Linked DNA regions of Homo sapiens: region 1 is linked to region 2. A link is an interaction called in ENCODE POLR2A ChIA-PET data of the cell type or tissue named here. Cell type or tissue: Caco-2. All regions are shown on one strand. Each heading gives the region's core, and the rest is flanking DNA. Links, peaks and the distances in the headings are about the cores only.

The links. ChIA-PET counts read pairs that join two places held together with the same protein. Peaks named below come from ENCODE experiments on the same cell type or tissue, not always from the same donor. Only the 100,000 strongest peaks of a DNase experiment are listed, where the experiment ranks them.
Region 1: POLR2A ChIA-PET joins it to region 2 with 10 read pairs; 11 of 35 experiments call an interaction of 5 or more read pairs at or near these places.

Annotation. Positions count from the first base shown.
Region 1 is chr19:44,661,755-44,672,564 of GRCh38, forward strand. It overlaps PVR (PVR cell adhesion molecule), which reads left to right. Exons shown (of 8, transcript NM_006505.5): 8 at 1-4,408. The coding sequence ends at 57. It overlaps CEACAM19 (CEA cell adhesion molecule 19), which reads left to right and starts at 9,728. Exons shown (of 8, transcript NM_001127893.3): 1 at 9,728-10,232. The coding sequence starts at 10,178. In Caco-2, for the core only: no CTCF peak of the experiment used is centred there; no DNase peak of the experiment used is centred there.
Region 2 is chr19:44,602,523-44,613,306 of GRCh38, forward strand. No RefSeq gene overlaps it. Among named protein-coding and RNA genes, the nearest start is that of IGSF23, 5.6 kb to the right of the region's middle. In Caco-2, for the core only: a CTCF peak has its summit at 8,196; DNase peaks (open chromatin) are centred at 8,159, 9,409 and 9,499.

The DNA.
Region 1 (10,810 bases), core at 1-2,500, 51 kb after region 2:
GCTGTGAGCAGAGAGAACAGCTCTTCCCAGGATCCACAGACAGAGGGCACAAGGTGACAGCGTCGGGACTGAGAGGGGAGAGAGACTGGAGCTGGCAAGGACGTGGGCCTCCAGAGTTGGACCCGACCCCAATGGATGAAGACCCCCTCCAAAGAGACCAGCCTCCCTCCCTGTGCCAGACCTCAAAACGACGGGGGCAGGTGCAAGTTCATAGGTCTCCAAGACCACCCTCCTTTCATTTGCTAGAAGGACTCACTAGACTCAGGAAAGCTGTTAGGCTCACAGTTACAGTTTATTACAGTAAAAGGACAGAGATTAAGATCAGCAAAGGGAGGAGGTGCACAGCACACGTTCCACGACAGATGAGGCGACGGCTTCCATCTGCCCTCTCCCAGTGGAGCCATATAGGCAGCACCTGATTCTCACAGCAACATGTGACAACATGCAAGAAGTACTGCCAATACTGCCAACCAGAGCAGCTCACTCGAGATCTTTGTGTCCAGAGTTTTTTGTTTGTCTTGAGACAGGGTCTGGCTCTGTTGGCAGACTAGAGTACAGTGGTGAGATCACAGTTCATTGCAGCCTTGACTTCTCAACGCCAAGTCATCCTCCCACCTCAGCCTCCTGAGTAGCTATGACTACAGGTATGTGCCACCACGTCTGGCTAATCTTTTTATTATTTGTAAAGTCGAGGTTTCCCTGTGTTGCCCAGGCTGGTCTTGAACTCTTGGCTCCAAGTGATACTTCTGCCTTGGCCTCCCAAAGTGCTGAATTAAGCAGCTCACCATCCACACGGCTGACCTCATACATCAAGCCAATACCGTGTGGCCCAAGACCCCCACCATAAATCACATCATTAGCATGAACCACCCAGAGTGGCCCAAGACTCCAAGATCAGCTACCAGGCAGGATATTCCAAGGGCTTAGAGATGAATGCCCAGGAGCTGAGGATAAAGGGCCCGATCTTTCTTTGGGCAAGGTTAAGCCTTTACTGCATAGCAGACCACACAGAAGGGTGTGGGCCACCAGAGAATTTTGGTAAAAATTTGGCCTCTGGCCTTGAGCTTCTAAATCTCTGTATCCGTCAGATCTCTGTGGTTACAAGAAACAGCCACTGACCCTGGTCACCAGAGGCTGCAATTCAGGCCGCAAGCAGCTGCCTGGGGGGTGTCCAAGGAGCAGAGAAAACTACTAGATGTGAACTTGAAGAAGGTTGTCAGCTGCAGCCACTTTCTGCCAGCATCTGCAGCCACTTTCTGCCAGCATCTGCAGCCAGCAAGCTGGGACTGGCAGGAAATAACCCACAAAAGAAGCAAATGCAATTTCCAACACAAGGGGGAAGGGATGCAGGGGGAGGCAGCGCTGCAGTTGCTCAGGACACGCTCCTATAGGACCAAGATGGATGCGACCCAAGACCCAGGAGGCCCAGCTGCTCAGTGCAACTGACAAGTTAAAAAGGTCTATGATCTTGAGGGCAGACAGCAGAATTCCTCTTATAAAGAAAACTGTTTGGGAAAATACGTTGAGGGAGAGAAGACCTTGGGCCAAGATGCTAAATGGGAATGCAAAGCTTGAGCTGCTCTGCAAGAGAAAATAAGCAGGACAGAGGATTTGCTCTGGACAGAGATGGAAGAGCCGGGAACAGAGAAGTGTGGGGAAGAGATAGGAACCAGCAGGATGGCAGGGGCAAAGGGCTCAAGGGTGAGGAGGCCAGTGGGACCCCACAGAGTTGGGGAGATAAAGGAACATTGGTTGCTTTGGTGGCACGTAAGCTCCTTGTCTGTCTCCAGCACCCAGAATCTCATTAAAGCTTATTTATTGTACCTCCAGCGGCTGTGTGCAATGGGGTCTTTTGTGGAAATCAAGGAGCAGACAGGTTTCATGTGTACTGTCACCACGTGGGATGGAACCAGAGGCATGGAAGCAAGACGCTAAATGAAGAGGGCCATAAGGGCTGGGATTCCCAGGCACCTTAGGAACAGCTTGTCTTTTTTTTTTTCCTCTCCAAAAAAAATGTTTAAGGGACGGTGTCTCCTGTCACCCAGGCTGGAGTGCAATGGCACGATCATAGCTCATTGCAGCCTCTAACTCCGGGGCTCAAGCAATCCTCCCACCTCAGCCTACCAAGTAGCTGTGACCACAGCTGCCCCTCACCATGCTAAGCTAATTTTTTTAATTAGATAGTACATAAACGTCCCAAAATTAGAAGATAAAAAGACATGAGGGATCCATTCTAATTTGTGTTTGGAGTGTAATGGTCCAGCTCCATTCTTCTGCACATGGATATCCAGTTTTACACAACACTGTGAATGTAATGAATGCCACTGAATCATACACTCAAAAATAGCTAAAATGGCAAATTGTCTGTTATCTCTTTTTAACCACCATTTTTGAAAATTAATTATACCAAAAAACCATTGAATAGTGCACTTTATTTATTTATTTATTTGTTTATTTATTTATTTATTTTAGAAATAAGAGTCTCACTTTGTTGCCCAGGCTGGAGTGCAGTGGCGTGATCATGGCTCATTGCAGCCTCGACCTGCTGGGCTCGGGCTATCCTTCCATCTCAGCCTCCCGAGTAGCTGGGACTATAGGTGGGCGCCACCCCACCTGGCTAAATCTCTTTTTAACTTTTGTAGAGATAGGCATCTCGCTATGTTGCCTAGGCTGGGCTGGAACTCCTGGGCTCAAGTGCTCCTCCTGCCTTGGCCTCCCAAAGCGCTAGGATTACAGATGTGAGCCACCGCGCCCACCCTGAACCTTACTTTTTTTGCTCAGTTTCTGGTAATTCAGAGAATGCCTCCTGAGTTGTTCTACACCCACCTCATATTCCATGGGAGGGCTGTACAGGGCTTTTTTAACGAGGCCTCTAAGGACAGGCATTTGTATCCTTTCCAGCCTTTCACTATTACAATGTTGTAGTGAATAACTTTACACACTGTCATTTATTTTACTTTTTTTTTTTTTTATTTTAGAGAAAGGAATCTTGCCATCTTGCCCAGGCTGGTCTCAAATTCCTGGGCCCAAACAATCCTCCCGCCTTGGCCTCCTAAAGTACTGGGATTTATAGGCATAAGCCACCGTGCCTGGCCAATGCACACTGTCATTTAGCTCATGTTAACACCTGAGTGTAGGACACACTCCTGGAGGTGGAATTGCTGGGCCAAAGAGTATGTTTCTTGTCATTGTGATAGATATTGACAAATGAACCCTCACAGAAGTTGTGCTGAGTTCTGTTCCCACCAGCGACGTAGGCGATGACCTTTTTCTGGAGGGAGGGGGCATCCTTGGAGTCCACAGAGCCAGGAATGGAGAGTGGGCCCAGAATTTTGGTATAGGTGTTGTATAAACTTATAGTAAGGTTAAGAAAACCGCAACTATCCTTATCAGAGACTTGGCGGGGGGCAGGGTATGATGGAGATCATAAGGAGGCTAAAACACTCCACACCCTCCCTCTGCATTGCTCCTGCACGGGAGTCGGGAATCTTTTCAGGTTGATACGATCTCACCTTGAGGAGCTGTGAGGTCCCAGAAGCCTCTGGGTTGCAGATTGCTTGGGGTGAAAATGTCTGTGCTACTGAAATCTAACTTTTTACAAAAAATTACGGGCTGGGCGCAGTGGCTCACGCCTGTAATCCCAGCACTTTGGGAGGCTGCAGCGGGTGGATCACTTGAGGTAAGGAGTTCAAGACCAGACCATAGTGAAACCGTGTCTCTACAAAAAAAATTAGCCAGGTGTGGTGGTGCATGCTTGTAATCCCAGCTACTCAGAAGGCTGAGGTGGGAGAATCCCTTGAACCCGGGAAGTGGAGGCTGGAGTAAACCATGATCGAGTTACTGCACTCCAGCCTGGGTGACAAGAGTGAGACTCTGTCTCCAAAAAAAAAAAAAAAAAAAAAAAAACTGGATTGCCTGGCTCTACTCCGGGCACAGCATGCAGGCCCAGTTCTGCTGCTCTGCTGTTTGTTCTGCTTTCCTCCACATATTGGCATCACCCTCTGGTGCCAAGATGGCTGCTGCATTCCAGGCATCACATCCAGACTCAGACCCAGAGAAGCTGCCCATCCCTACCTGGGTGAGCCTTTGTAGGAACGAGAAACCGCATCCAGCAGCAGAAACCTCACCCAGCAGCGTCTTTTCCGGTCTCATTCACCAGCGCCGCCCACCGCTCAACCAATCCCTGGCCAAAAGAATGGGACCGCCTGGAAGGCTGGACCAAACAGGACCTGCCCTCTGGGGCTGGGGAGAGGCCCAGATGAAGGCTGCAGGACAGGATGGACTCCTAGACCTCTGTTACCAGCAGTGACTACCTCTGTCTGGGTGGTTGGAACATGTTTGAATTTTATTCTAAGTACTGTCTACAAGTTCTGCAATAAACCTTGACTCTTCTTTTAATAATGCAAAAGGAATCGAAGTGATTGTTTGAAAGGGAGAGGAAGAAAGAGAGAGGGAGGGAGGGAAGAATGGAGGGAGGCAGGGAAGGAGACAGAGAGAGTAGAATCCAGCCACCGGAAAATCCAGAATAGCTGGCTTTGCTTAATCCATGCCTGGAAATAACTGCTGGGTTTGCAACAACTTCTCTCCCGGAGACAGACCAAGGAAACTACAAAACTGCAGGAAGGATTGAAGGGCCGGGCACAGTGGCTCACGCCTGTAATCCCAACACTTTGGGAGGCCGAGGTGGATTGGATCACCTGAGATCAGGAGTTCGAGACCAGCCTGGCCAACATGGTGAAACCTCGTCTCTGCTAGAAATACAAAAATAAGCCGGGCGTGGTGGCGTGCGCCTATAGTCCCAGCTACTCGGGAGGCTGAGGCAAGAGAATCGCTTGAACCTGGGAGGTGGAGGTTGCAGTGAGCTGAGATCGTGCCACTGCACTCCAGCTTGGGCGACAGAGTGAGAATCTGTCAGGTGGATTCTGAGGGTACTCTGACCCCACGAACCCAGCATGAAATCTTCCAGGCATTAAGGAACATTGAGGATGTGGAGGATTGGAAATCCCTCCAGGGAAAATACACTTCTCTTGAGCAGGGTCACGAGGGGTGGGGGCAATGTGGGAGGTGGGGCAAATCCAAAGACAAGGTCAACAGCAATAATAATAATAACAATGACAGGCATTTGTTGCTTGTTGGCTGGGCCTCTTGCATACAGTTCTCCCAACATCCCTGTGAGGTGGTGATGCTTATCCCCATTCTCCAGGGGAGGAGGCTGAGGCCCAGAGAGGTGAAGTCGTGTGCCACAAAATACCCCAGCCATATGGTGGTAGAACCAAGTTTTCAGCCAGACTCACCAGCTCACAGCAGAGCTGCCCTGGACTCTACAGCCATTCAGTGTATAGCTGGGCCACTCCATCATTCAAGGCAGTTCAACGTCAAGATTCCTGATTTGCCTCAACCTGGGGCCTCTAGAAGATACCATCACCCCCAACAAGCTGAAGACGTGTGTCCGGAACACTCAGACACACACAAAGTGCTATGGATACACCACACCCCGACCTAGCTGTCTCTTCCTGATGGACCTCACTGGGTAGAAATGCCTGGCACCGCCTGCCTCAGATCCCTAGGTCAGCTCTCACTCCCCAATAGAAGTTTCTGAGATGATGATGAAAACGTTCTCCATCTGTGCTGTCCAATGGAGTAGCCACTGATCACTTGAGGCTAGTGAGCACTTGAAGGTGGCTAGTTTGAGGAACTGCATTTTTTAATGCATTTAATTTTAGTTACTTTGAATATATATACACATATATACATTTATATATACATATTCATACACATACATTTTACATATATTTTATATGTATATGTAATATATATATAAATTATATATGTATATATTTTTATATATAAATATATATTATATATTTATAAATATATAAATATATAATATATATTATATAGATATATAAATATAAATATATATTATATATATAAATATATAATATATATTATATAAATATATATAAATTATATATTTATATATATAATATATAAATTATATAAATTATATATATTTATATATAATATATAAATATATATAAATTATATAATTTATATATTATATATAAATTATATATTTTATATATAATATATACAATATATATAAATTATATATAATATATAAATATATATAAATTATATATAATATATAAAATATATATAAATTATATATAATATATAAAATATATATAAATTATATAAATCTATATAAATATATACTATATTATAAATATAGTATATATTTATATAGATTTATATTATTTATATAGTATATATTATATATTTATATGTTTATGTATATATAAATATATAATATATAAATATATTTATATATTATATATTTATATAATATTTTATATAATATGTTATATATTTTTATATAATATATTATATATATTTATATGCTATATTATATAGTATATTATATATAATATATTTTATATATTATATATATATTTATATAATATTTATATATTATATTTATATAATATGTTTATATATTATTATATTTATATAATATGTTTATATATTATTATATTTATATAATATGTTTATATATTATTATATTTATATAATATGTTTATAATATATATAATATATTTATATAATATGTTTATATATTATATATATAATATATTTATATAATATGTTTATATATTATATATATAATATATTTATATATTATTATATATATTTTATAATATATAATATATATAATATAATATATATATTATATATATTATATATATTATATATTAGTTATAATATAAATATATAATATATGTATATAATTATATAATTATATACATATTATATATGTATATAATTATATAATTATATACACATATTATATATGTATATAATTATATAATTATATACACATATTATATATGTATATAATTATATAATTATATACATATATTATATATTATAATATATTATATATTATATTATATATTATAATATGTATATATAAATATAATATATAATATAATATAATATAATATATATAATATAATATATAATTATATATAATATATATTATATATAAAATAATATATATATATTCAGTTTTTTTTTTTGGAGATGGAGTCTTGCTCTGTTGCCCAGGCCGGAGTGCAGTGGCACAATCTTGGCTCACTATAACCTCCACCTCCCAGGTTCAAGTGATTCTCCTGCCTCAGCCTCCCGAGTAGCTGGGATTACAGGCATGCGCCACCACGGCCAGCTAATGTTTGCATTTTTAGTAGAGACAGGGTTTCATCATGTTGCCCGGGCTGGTCTTGAACTCCTGACCTCAAGTGATCTGCCTGCCTCTGCCTCCCAAAGTGCTAGGACTACAGGCATGAGCCACCACGCCTGGCCTATTCAGTATATTTTTTTGAGACATGGTCTCACTCTGTCACCCAGGCTGGAGTGCAGTGTCATGATCAAAGTTCACTGCAGCCTTGACCTCCCAGGTTCAACAATCCTCCTGCCTCAGCCTTCTGAGTAACTGGAACTATAGTTGAAAGCCACCAAGCCTACCTAATTTTTTAAATTTGTTTTGTGTAAAGTTGGGGTCCTACTATGTTGCCCAGCCTGGTCTCCAATTCCTAGGCTCAAGCAATCTTCCCACCTCAGCCTCTCAGAGGGGTAGGATTACAAGTGTGGGTCACCTGTGCCTCCCTAAATTTATATTTAAATAGCCACATATGACTAATAGCTATGATATTAAACAGCATAACACTAGACCCTCCATTATCCAAGCTCTGTTGATCCAACCAACAGAGCACATTTGATCTCTCCTACCTCCCAGCCTCACACACACAGGCCCCACACCCTCCTTCCTGGCTCCACTCACCCAAGATATTGCAACCTCCTCAATACACCTTGATGACTATCTCAGCCTCCACATCCTTGCATTGCTATTTATGCTGCCTGGTGCACCTCATGCTGCCTCACCCCATCATCTGCCTCATTTCTACTCTTACTCCAGGTCTCAGCTCAGATGCCCCCTCCCCCAGGAAGCCCTCCCTAGCCGTCAGGTTGAATGAGGTGTGTCTCCTTGGGCTCTCCCAGACTCCTGGGCTCCTCCATCCCAGCCCTGATCACTCTGGATCATAATTGTGTGAGAGGGGTCTGCCCCCCCAAACCCTACAGGATTGTGTGCCCTACTGTGGACAGAGGGCAGAGCAGAGGTGGTCTCAATCATCACTGTGTCACCAACATCACCCAGCACACACAACTGGGCACTGGGAATGTGTGCTGGAATGAATGGAGGATGCTTTTTAAAAACTAGGCTAAGCCAGGTATGGTGAGTCACATCTGTAATCCCAGTACTTTGGGAGGCTAAGGTGGGAGGATCACTTGAGCCCAGGAGTTCAACACCAGCCTGGGGCAACATAGTGAGATCCCATCTCTACAAAACATATAAAAATTGACCAGGGATGGTAGCACACAACTGTGGTCCCAGCTACTCAGGAGGCTGAGACGGGAGGATTGCTTGAGCCCAGGAGTTGGAGGCTGCAGTGAGCAATGATCATGCAACTATACTCCAGCCTGGGCAACAGAGCGAGACCCTGTCTTAAAAAAAAAAAAAAAGAATAACACACTTGGAATAAACATGATCCAAAAAAGTACAAAACATACACTCTGGGGCTGGGTGCAGTGGCTCATGCCTATACTCCTAGTACTTTGGGAGGCCGAGGCAGGAGGATCATCTGAGGTCAGGAGTTTGAGACCAGCCTGGCCAACATGGCAAAACCCCATCTCTACTAAAAATACAAAAATTAGCCAGGCATGGTGACGCATGCCTGTAATCCCAGCTACTCAGAAGGCTGAGGCAGAAGAATCACTTGAACCTGGGAGGCGGAGGTTGCAGTAAACTGAGATTGTGCCACTGTACTCCAGCCTGGGTGACACAGCATCTAAAAAAGAAACCAATCCAAAAACTACAAAATATTCTTGCAATTATAGGTGACATATTTAAATGGTAAGACAACCAATGTTCATGAATGGAAAGACAGAGCAAGACCCTGTCTCAAGAAAAAAAAAAAAAAAAAAAAAAAAAAAAAACAGGCTGAGCGCGGTGGCTCACACCTGTAATCCCAGCACTTTGGGAGGCCAAGGTGGGCAGATCACCTGAGGTCAGGAGTTCAAGACCAGCCTGACCAACATGGAGAAACCCTGTCTCTACTAAAACTACAAAAGTAGCCGGGCGTGGTGGCGCATGCCTGCATTTCCAGCTACTCCCTGAGGTGGGAGGATCGCTTGAACCCAGGTGGCAGAGGTTGCGGTGAACTGAGATTGCGCCATTGCACTCCAGCCTGGGCAACAAGAGCGAAACTCCATCTCAAAAGAAAAAAAAAGAAAAACACGAGGCTAAGAGCTTTTTTTTTTTTTTGAGACGAAGTCTCGCTCTGTCACCCAGGCTGGAATGCAGTGGCGCGATCTCGGCTCCCTGCAACCCCTGCCTCCCAAGTTCAAGTGATTCTCCTGCCTCAGCCTCTCCAGTTGCTGGGATTACAGGTGCCCACCACCACGCCTGACTAACTTTTGTATTTTTAGTAGAGACAGGGTTTCACCATGTTGGCCAGGCTGGTCTCAAATTCCTCACCTCGTGATCTACCCACCTTGGCCTCCCAAAATGCTGGGATTACAGGCGTGAGCCACCGCACCCAGCCTGCCTCAGAGCCTTCAAGTGAGTCAGCCACAGGTGAAATCCCACCTCTGTCTATTGGCAGACTTGCCTCTTTTCCTGGGCCTCTGTTTCCACATCTGTGCAATGGGAACAGTTATTTATGGTGGCTGCTGAATGAGGCAGTGTGTGTTTGAACAAACCCAGGGGAATTGTTCAAACAGAGGCTGTTATGACTATTGCTACAGTGACTGCTGTTGTAGTCACGCTGAGTGAGAAAAAGAGGTTGAAGAGGGTCAGGGGAGGAGTCCTGGGAAGTTCCCCAGTCACCCTGAAAAACTGGTTCAACCTCTGTCTGTGCTCCCATCCCAGGGAGTATAGGTGGAGCCTCCAGAGCCCATGGACAGGGCATGCTGGGGCTGGGCCAGCCCCAGCGGTGTCTCTAAGGCACCCCTGGGATCCCCACTGAGCTGGCCTACTTCAGACAGCCAGGGCCCACCCCTCTGGCCCCCTTAGTGTCCAGCTCGTGGCCCCTTGGCATTTCCACAAGACGCCAAGATGGAGATTCCCATGGGGACCCAGGGCTGCTTCTCAAAGAGCCTCCTGCTCTCAGGTAAGGAGGAAATAGACCCTAAAGGCCAAGGGGAGAAATGGGGACTCAGCCCAGAGATTGAAGTTTCCTCTTAGAAGTAGGGAAAGATTACCTGAGAGGATGAAATTAGAATAAGATGGGGGAGGGGCAACAGAATCACAGCCTCATTGCCATTTTATCTATGGAATTTTCTATAATGTTAGGACCATGAAGGCAGGAATTTATGTATGTTTGGTTCCCTGCTATATCTCCAGTGTCTAGAAATTGAAGGAAGTTTAGATGTATTACATATAGTTGGTATTATAGCTTATATATTACATATGCCTATAAGTATTGGTTGAATAAATGAATGAATGAATGAATTCAGAGAGTCCATGTGTTTAGAAGCAGGCCACACAGCATCTCAAGGTAGAAAAACCTCTGGATCAACAGGATGGCAAATCTGTGGTAACCATGCCTGTGTTCCCACTCCTGCACCCAGGGCAGACATCACTAATCAATCCCAGCATTGTTTCCAATGAGCAGCACTCAGAGTCCTTGCTCCCCGCTGAAGATCTGTATCTAGAGAGGAGCATGCCATGGTCCCTGGCAACACCCCT
Region 2 (10,784 bases), core at 7,982-10,481:
GTCCTAGTTTTCTGTGGCTGTGAGACAGCGAATCTCGGGTATTTACCCCAGGCAATGACACTGTTTCAGTGGTATCTCAAAAAAAATCTAAACGGGTGTGGTGGCTTACGTTTGTAATCCCAACACTTTTGGAGGCCAAGGCAGGCAGATCACTTGAGGTCAGGAGTTCGAGACCAGCCTGGCCAAAATGGCAAAACCCCATCTCTACTAAAAATATAAAAAATTAGCCAGACATTGGTGGCGGGTGCCTGTAATCCCAGCTACTCAAGAGGCTGAGGCAGGAGAATTGCTTGAACCTGGGAGGCAGAGGTTGCAGTGAGCCGAGATCGCAATCACGCCACTGCACTCCAGCCTGGGCAACAGAGCAAGACTCTGTCTCAAAAAAAAAAAAAAAAAAAAAAAGAACCTTAGTCTCCACAACAACTTATCTTATCCCAGACATTCCTTTCTATTGATTCCAGGTCTTGAGATGATAACTTAACTCTTTCAACCAATTGCCAATCAGAAAATCTTTGAATCCATTTATGACCTGTAACCCCTCTGCCCCACTTCAAGTTGTCCCACCTTTCTGGGCTGAATCAGCGTATACCTTACGTGTACTGACTGATGTCTGCCTGTAACTTCTGTCCCCCTAAAATGTACAAAATCAAGCTGTAATCCAACCATCTGGGGCACACATTCTCAGGATTTCCTGAAGCTGTGTCATAGGTCATGGTCCTCACATTTGGCTAAGAATAAATATTTTCAAATATTTTAGAGTTTAGCTTTTTTCATCAACAAATGACATCCTTAGTCCTGGCCAGAAGTCAGAACCAACTGAGAGAGAGAGACAGATCAGCATGTCATCAGTATTTCCTAAGCAATACGCAATATCAGGGAATGTGGCCAAGCTGTGTAGCCCAATGGGTTTGTCATCACCTCCTTTGCTTCCTGTCGCCTCCAATCTAAATATCAACATAGGATGTAAGTTTGGATGCTGGTGATAGATTAAAAATAGCAATGGCTTAAATTCCATAGAAATGAATTTCTCTCTCCTGTAACAGTCCTAGCTGGTATGCAGTTCTGCTTTGTGAGGGTATCATGAGTCTGTGCTCTTCCATCTTGTTCTCTGCTATCCCTATGATGCTGAGCTTGTAAACCAAAAATACAACTCAAAGCCGCCACCTACCACACACCTAAACCATCTGAACGGACTCCCTCCTTGGCCAGGCCACTCCAAATTTAACCTGAAAGACTGGTTCAGCCCATGACGGGTGGGATGGGGGTTGGGGTTGGATGTGCTGAAGCAGGGTTGTTCGTCTTGGGTAATACCCGAGATTCGTTGCCTCAAGCCAATGAAATCAAGGATGTGGACCCACAAGGAGTGAGGTTAGGAGCAGAGGTTTAATAGGTGAAATAAAGAGAAAATTTTGCTGTCTTCTGCAGAGAGAGGGGGGTCCCAAGAGGGTTTTCCGGTCCATGGTGAAGTGCAGGAGGTTTTATAGATGAGTTTGAAAAGGCAGTGTCTGATTTACATAGGGCACAAAATATTGGTCGAACCAGGTGTGCCATTTGTATAGCATGCAAAGAGCTGGTTAGGGTTAGGTGTGCCTTTTGCATAGCTCCTGAAAAAGCTGGCCACCCCACCCCAATCTTTTATTATGCAGATGGGCTGTCTACCTGGCCTGTGCCATGTTGCCTGCTTTTTTTTTACTGTACATGTGGTGACAAAGAAAAGGGAGGATAAAGCCTCCATGTTGAACATACCTGGCCTCCAGGTAGCCCTATTCTATTGGCACAGCTGCCGGCATTCACCCAAGCGAGCCACTACTTTGGTTATCTATGTTTACAGCTCAGTTTTTCAGGATGCTCTTTGTATAAAAGACGTGACTTTGGGGCGGCTTTTTGTTAAAAGGGAAATTCCACCACAGACTCTGTTGCCCTTACTATCTGCCTAAACAATTTCTTTCTAGCTCCTGTATGAGTGCTTCATTATGGCCGCATCCCTTTTGGAGTTCAGGAAAAACAGACCAGCATTTAACATCGACACAGACCTGAAGTCTGATAAGAAACATTTACAATCCATTCTCTCTGAAGGCTGCTACCTGGAGGCTTCATTTGCATCATAAAACTCTGGTCTCCACAACCTCTTATCATAACTCAGACAGTCCTTTCTATTGATAATAACTCTTTCAACCAATTGCCAATAGAAAAATTTTTCAATCGACCTATATGGAAGCCCCTCCCCCACCACTTTCAGTTATCCCACCTTTCTGGACTGAACCGATGTATATCTTAAATGTTTTGATTGATGTCTCGTGTCTCCCTAAAATGTATAAAACAAAGCTACACCCCAAACATCTTGGCCATATGTTTTCAGGGTCACCTGAGGGCTGTGTCATGGGCTATGGTCACTCATATTTAGCTCAGAATAAATCTCTTAAAATATTTTACAGGGCCAGGCACAGTGGCTCATGCCTGTAATCCCAGCACTTTGGGAGGCCAAGGTGGGCAGATCACCTGAGGTCAGGAGTTCGAGACCAGACTGGCCAACATGGTGAAACCCTGTCTCTACTAAAAATACAAAAAACTTAGCTGGGCGTTGTGGTACACCCCTGCAATCCCAGCTACTCGGGAAGCTGAGGCACGAGAATTGCTTGAACCTAGGAGGCGGAGGTTGCAGTGATCCAAGATTGTGCCACTACAGTCCAGCCTGGGTGACAGAGCAAGACTCTGTCTCAAAAAATGTATATATTTTAGAGGGTTTTCATCGACACGCTTGTTCCCAGGGCCCCTAGCGTGTCGCACACTTGTTCCCAGATCCCCCAGCATGTCCCCACTTCCACCTGAAGGTAGGGAAAACAAGAAAGGGAGAACTTTATTGAAGGGCATGACCCAGAAATGGCACACAACTCTTCTGTTCACATACCATTCACCAGAACATGCTCACGTGACTACAGCTGCTGCAAGGAAGGCTGGGAAATTTAGTCTTTATTCCAGGCAACCATTGGCCAAACTTAAACTCCTCTAACTATGAAAGGACTCGTAGATTGGGGAGGCACCACTAGCTTCTCTGCCATATATATTTACAACCCCAATAGTTGCTTCCTCTGCTAAGGCAGGTACATTATCACATAGTAGGAGGAAGCAGACCAAACTGTAGTCGTTCTGGAGACAGGTAAATCCAAAAATGGGAGGAGAGGATCTGAGCCAAGTAAGCTCATTTTCTTCTCCCAGACTCATCAAACTCATAGCAGGGGACAAAAGCCAAAAGTTTTATTCCAACTTCAGATTTCTAACTGGGGCAGTATTAATATTTTAGCTGAGACAAGTTTCTGTTGTATGGGACAGTCCCACCTATTATTGCAGGAGGTTTTGCCCAATAAATGTCACTACTGTTTCATCCTCAGGCATTGTGACAACCAAACTGTAGGAAGATGGGCTGGGCACAGTGGCTCATGCCTATAATCCCGGTGCTTTGGGAGGCTGAGGTGGGAGGATTACTTGAGGCCCTGAGTTCAAAACCAGCCTGAGCAACAAAATGAGATCCCATCTCCACACACACACACAAAATCAAATTGTAGGAAGAGATTTCCAAAACCTCTAGGAGGGGCAGGGGATGCCTTCGACTGGGAAATATAGGGGCATTTGTAACCACACCAGACCAATCTGATTCAACTTTTATGTAACAAAGCTGTAAGTTGTTTTTCAGTTGCCACGGACTCCCAGGTTGAAGGTCCATAACCTAAGCATGCCCAGGTGAACCAAACGTGCAACCTTGACTGAAACCCAAGTACTCAGACTGGGAAGTGAGGATTGAATTAAGAAGTGGACACTGCATGGCGGGATCCAGGATCCAATCACATTGAGCCCTGGCATCACCCCAGGGCACGGTCCAATCAAATCATGCCTCCCCACATCACCTCATTACAAGATCCAATCAGATCATGCCTCCCTGCAAATAATTACAAATGTAGTACGAGAAACACTGAGGTTTGGGAAATGTTCACAATAAGGCAAGATCCAATCAGATCATGCCTCATTACCCTTGGGACTATAAAACCTGTCCCAACCCCTAGCTCAGGGAGATATATTTGAGCCTGACTCCTATCTCCTTGCTTGACAGCCTTGCAATACACTTTTCTGTCTACAAAATCCCAAGGTTGGCTGGGCGCGGTGGCTCACGCCTGTAATCCCAGCACTTTGGGAGGCTGAGGTGAGCAGATCACGAGGTCAGGAGATCGACACCATCCTGGCTAACACGGTGAAACACCATCTCTACTACAAATACAAAAAATTACCTGGGCGTGGTGGCGGGCACCTGTAGTCCCAGCTACTTGGGAGGCTGAGGCAGGAGAATGGCGTGAACCCGGGAGGCGGAGCTTTCAGTGAGCCGAGATCGCGCCATTGCACTCCAGCCTGGGCGACAGAGTGAGACTCCATCAAAAAAAAAAAAAAAAAAAAAAAAATTCCCAAGGCTTTGGTGTGTGGCTTTCCATTGTGTGCAGGCAAACAGACCCAGTTCAGGTCGGTGACATGTCCTTCTCATAGAGATGTGAGAAATGTAGGATTCCCTCACACAGGGCAGGAGAAATGATGACTGATGGTACAGGGACTCAAGGAGCCGGGAGAACAGGTCTTGACCTTGAATGTCAGTAAATTCATTGTCTGAGAATGGGAGGAAGGAAGTGAGACTGGCTCACAAGTTTATGGGTGGGGGCAGGAAATAAAATGTGTTCAGACCCAGTGAGTGAAATTTAACCAGAGGAAGCTGAGCTGGTTCTTGGGTATAATTATGAGTGATCTAGGCTTTGTATATGGCAGTGAAGGCTGGAATGGCTGCTGAGAAAATTGGAACCAGGAACTGACCAACGAGAAATAAACAGATTTCCAGAGATTGCTCAAGGTCTGTTTGAAGCTGGGCACATGGATTTGTGGAATATGATGAGGTTTTTTTTTTTTTAAATAACCCAATCAATCTTTTATTTTTTAATTTATAGTAACCCCCTTTTATTTTTTGCCTTTGTTAAATGCCCAGACATGCCACAGTACCAAGCATTATCAATACCAACTCACATTCCTTTCCTTATTTAAAAAAAAAACTAACTTTCTAACTCATTACAAACACCCCTTCCCCTTTCCTCTCCACTTTCTTTTACGTGCCCACCTTATCTAAAAAAAAACCAAACGTTTAGCCAACCAAAATTAGTTTAAATTGTACGACCCAACCCCAGCCAATGGGGAAAGGGTAAAAGAGCAAGACTTGCATGAAAAATAGACTCTCGTGCCCCTTTGCTCAGGTATGCTCTCATGGCAACTGGCCAAAGAGACACCCACCCCTCTGCACAAAAATAAAATTGCTTTGCTAAAAATCCTTTGTTCAAGTGTTCAATTTCCTTAAAATTTTAAACGTTATTCCTAACAGATTCAAAGTGGTTCCAGGATGGAAGGGCAAGTTCAACCTGTTTGTTCCTTCAACCTGGAATGCACTTCCCCACAGCCCCACACTCTCACCCAACACCGACCTCTCTTCACCTATCACAGAGCCAAACTCAGGATCCCAGGTCCAAATCCCTAAGTCCAAATCCTGATTTTGCCACTTACTTGAGCGTGAACTTGGACAATTTATTTAACCTCCATGAATCTCTGTTTCCTCATGTAAAAAAATGGAAGCAATTTCTACCAGCTAGGGATGTTAGGAGACCCAAATGACTTTAAAAGGTTGTTGCACTTAAGAACACAGCCTCCAGAGCCTGATACCTGGTTCTGCCCAGTTATTCAGCAGCTTCGTGGCCTGGATAAGTCACTTAACCTCTCTGAGCCTCAGTTTCCTTTTCTGCAATAGGAGAACGGCAGCACCTGCCTCACAGCGTTGTTGAAAGGATAAAAGAGCTAAACGATGTAAAGTGTGAAGTTACATAAACGAATATATGTAATGCTAATCTATGCAAAGAGTAGGACTGGGCTCAGAGCCAAGTTCTCCATAAATACTAGCAATTGTCATGACTATTTCCTCCATATGGGCTCCTGCTCTTTCAGTGACACACAAAAAAATTCCACATGGTATGTGGACAGATATGTTTTATTTTCATTTTGTTACTGTCATCTACATTTAAATATAATTAGCATATTCATATATAATTTCGTGGGTGTTATTGTTTAAAAAAATGAGTGAACTTATTTTAGATGAGTCATTTTAAAGAAAAATGTTGAGTAAAGAAAAGTGTAGCCGGAGGCCAGGCACAGTGGCTCACGCCTGTAATCCCAGCACTTCGGGAGGCCGAGGCAGGTGGATCACTTGAGATCAGGAGTTCAAGACCGGCCTGGCCAACATGCTGAAACACTGTCTCTACTAAAAATACAAAAATTAGCTGGACATGGTTGTGGGCGACTGTCATCCCAGCTACTTGGGAGGCTGAGGCAGGAGAATCGCTGGAACCCAGGAGGCAGAGGTTGCAATGAGTTGAGATCACACCATTGCACTCCAGCCTGGGTGATAGAGCGAGACTCTGTCTCAAAAGAAAAAAAAAAGGGTAGCCAAGTGCAGAGGCTCAGGCCTGTAATCCCGGCACTTTGGGAAGCCAAAGCAGGAGGATCACTTGTGCCCAGGAGTTTGAGACCAGCCTGGGCAACATAGGAAGATCCCAACTCTACAAAAAAATTTTTTTAATTAGTCGGTCATGGTGGTGTGTGCTGTAGTCCTAGCTACTCGGGGGGATGAGGCAGGAAGATCACTTGAGCCAAGAGGTCAAGGCTGCAGTGAGCTGTGGTCACACCACCGCACTCCAGCCTGGGCTACAGAAGGAAACCCTGTCTCAAAAAAAAAGAAAAAGAAAAGTGTAGGTGATGTGTGCATATGGAAAGAATTACGAATGTGGTATGAGAAACACTGAGGTTTGAGAAATGTTCACAATAAACAAAGCGGGACATCAGTTAAAGCTGTGAAAAGGATCTTATTCAGTAACCACTGGCAGTAGGGGAAAGAGCTGAGCTCCGTTCAGATTCCTGCAGAGGTGGCTGGGTGTCTAGAAGGCAGAATGAGGGATGGCGAGAGAAGGGCACTGCAAGTAAAAATCATAAAAAGTTGGCTGGCTCATGCCTGTAATCCCAGCACTTTCAGAGGCCAAGGCAGGTGAATCACCTGAGGTTAGAAGTTCGAGACCAGCCTGGCCAACATGGCGAAATCCCGTGTCTACTAAAAACACAAAAACTAGCTGGGCGTGGTGGTGTGCACCTGTAATCCCAACTACTCAGGAGGCTGAGGAAGGAGAATCGCTTGAACCCGGAAGGCAGAGGTTGCAATGAGCCGAGATCATGCCACTGCACTCCAGCTTGGGCAACAGAGCAAGACACCATCTAAAAAAAAAAAATTGTACAGTGTCAATGGGATTCAGCCAGCTGTGTCTGCTAGCTGGCAATTGTCATAGTTAGAATTCTATCCTCCCGCAGAGACTGGGAGATGGAGGTCCTCTCCTTCTGACAATTCTATTTCAAAGGAATGGCTTTCAGATCCTCTAGAAACACCCCTGAGTTGTAGGATATAGATACATATACACCCATGTCTGAAAAAGGAAGGAGTCATAATTGTAGGCCCTTCTTAGTAAATGCTCTGAAAAGGGAAATTAGGGGTATATTGCCAGATATTGGCTAGGTCAGACAGTAAATTCTCCTGGCAAGGTAGAGCTTTCTCGGGTGGTATTTTAACTGGGGGCTGGAGTCATCCTAAGAACACGACCTTATGCTGCTAGATGCCCTGCTAAACTTTGATCATCTCTTTCTTTCTTTTCTTTTTCTCTTTTTTTTTTTTTTTTTTTTTTTTTGAGACAGAGCCTTGCTCTGCTGCCCAGGCTGGAGTACAGTGGCTCAATAATAATTCACTGCAGCCTCGAACTCCTGAGCGCAAGCAATTCTCCCACCTCAGCCTCCCAAGTAGCTAAGACTACAGGCACATGCATGCCACCATGCCCAGCTAATTTTTTTATTTTTTTGTAGAAATGGGGGTCTCATTATGTTTCCCAGGCTGGTCTCAAACACCTGGCCTCAAGCAATCCTCCCACCTCAGCCTCCCTAAGTGCTGGGATTACAGGCATGAGCCACCACACCTGGCCTTGGTCATCTCTTAATGCAGAGGTTTACATGGAGTTCTGCAGTCCTCAGAAACAGTGACCTGCTAAGTTCTCCTCGTCCTGCAGGGGTCCGCTTCACCGTCTCTTCCCCAGAGTCTTCCCTTATCCAGCCTGAGTCTCAGCTAGATTGAGAGTCAGATCCTTTCAAAGCTCTGTTTTTCATCTTTCCTTTCCATTAAAGTTCTTTCTTTTCTTTTTTTTTTTTTGAGACCGAGTTTCACTCCTGTTTCCCAGGCTGGAGTGCAATGGCGTGATCTTGGCTCAGCACAACCTCTGCCTCCTGGGTTCAAGAGGTTCTCCTGCCTCAGCCTCCCGAGTAGCTGGCATGCACCACCACGCCCAGCTAATTTTCTATTTTTAGTAGAGACAGGGTTTCTCCATGTTGGTCAGTCTGGTCCAGAACTCCTGACCTCAAGTGATCCGCCTGCCTCGGCCTCCCAAAGTGCTGGGATTACAGGTGTGAGCCACCGTGCCCGACCTCAATCAAAGTTCTTTTGGGATTTAAAGTAACTGAATCCCAAAACAAACTGACTTCAGGGGAAACAATGAGAATACACAGACCAGCATAGCACACAAGCTGAAGGATCAGTATGGACATCAGGCACAGCTGAATCTAGGTGTTTAAATGATGCCATTAGAAATCTCTCTTTCTGTGCATTGACTATGCTTTCACATGTGTTGGCCTCGTTTTTAGGCAATCTCTCTACTCATGATAGAAAGATGGCCCCCAGCAGCTGCACACTGAGATCTCTTCAGCTCAGCAAACCCGGAAGCAAGAAAAAATGCTTTTAGGCTGGGTGCGGTGTCTCACGCCTATAATCCCACCACTTTGGGAGGCCGAGGCAGGTGGGTCACTGGAGGCCAGGAGTTCAAGACCAGCCTGGGCAACATAGTGAAAGACTGTCTCTACTAAAAATATGAAAAAATTAGCTGGGCATGGTGGCACATGCCTGTAATCCCAGCTAATCCGGAGGCTGAGGCATGAGAATCTCTTAAACCCCAGAGGTGGAAGTTGCAGCGAGCAGAGATCACACCACTGCACTCCAGCTTGAGCAACACAGCAAGACTCTGTCTTTAAATAAATAAATAAAAATTTAAAAACAGAAAAAAGAAAAATTGCTTTATTCCCCAGAGTTCCAATAAAATCCGTAAGAGATTGCTTCTCCTTGGCCTGTTCTGAGTGCCACGCCCAGGTCTCCAAAAATCACTGTTGTCAGGGGATGAAGTGCTCTGATTGGCCAGTCCTGGGCCCCTCACCTCCCTGGAGCCATGAGGAGGCTGGTTTCCAAAAGAGAACTCCAGGTGCTGTTACCTGGATACAAGAGAGTACTGGCTGGGTAGAAACCCCAGAAACCTTACAACATAATGGTTATTAACTGCATCGTAAATATTTACTTTTTCCTACAGTGGTCTCCTGACCTAGCTAATCACTCCAGCAGAGGCCTTCAGACCAACTATAAAAAAGGCACTTTAGCAAATGCTAATAAAGAAATAACTGTGTCACCTGATAATGACTATTATTAGAGACTTATGGGTGAACCTTAGCCCCTGGGTGGAACCTGAACCTCTCTGGGAGGGAAAAGCATGAGCTTCTAAGTCAGAAAGATCTGAGTTCAAGTCTGAACACTCCCATTTCACTCACTTGCTCTTCATTCATTTATTCACTAAAAAGAAAACATGTAGGCTGGCTAGGTGGTTCATGCCTGTAATCCCAGCACTCTGGGAGGCTGAGGCAGGAGGATCACTTGAGCCCAGAAGTTTGAGACCAGCCTGGGTAATATAGTGAAACTCTATTTCTACAAAAAGAAAAAAAATTTAATTGGCTGGGAATGGTAGTGTGAGACTGTAGTCCCAGCTACTCAGGAGACTGAGGCAGGATTATTGCTTGAATCCAAAAGGTTGAAGCTGCAGTGAGCTATGACCGTGCCACTGCACTCCAGCCTGGCTGACAGAGTGAGACCCCGTCTCAAAAACAAAAACATGTATTGAGCACCTGTTATATGCAAGGCACTGTTCTAGTCACTAGGGACATAGCCACAAGCCAGACAACATCCCTGCCCTCCTGGATCTGATATTCAAGTCGGAGAGGTGGGACTAAGGAGGGAGAGACAGATAATACAAGTGGACAAATAAATAAATCATCTAAAATAGCGGTAAATGATGTAAAGAAAACAAAACAGTGTGGCTTGCTAGCAAAGAGGTGGGGAACTGAGTTGCAGCAGGCATTAAGAAAGGCCTTTTTGATAGAGTGATGTGTGTGAATTAAGCCAAAATAATAAGATACAGTCAGCTTTGAGATTACATGAGTAAGGTTCTAAGGAGAGGGAACGGCTCATGCAAAGCCCCTGAGCTGGTGCCTCCAAAAACTGGCAGAAAGCCCCTGTGAACGGTTGTGTGATGGTAGGTGAGTTACTTAGCCCCTGTGCACCACGAGAAAATGGGGATGCTCATATCTACCCCTCGAGGTTGCTATGAGGATTCAAATTAGGCAACCCTGTTACAAGGTTAATGCTGTGTCCGGCATATAGTAGGTGTTCAATAAACACCAGCTATTAGTTTGAGTAATATAATTATTAATTTGAGGAGGAAAGAATGGACCTGGGGAGTGAGAAGGGTGAGGAAAAAGTAGCTAGTGTAGCTTATCCTTCTAGAATCTAAAATTCAGGATATAGTCTGAGC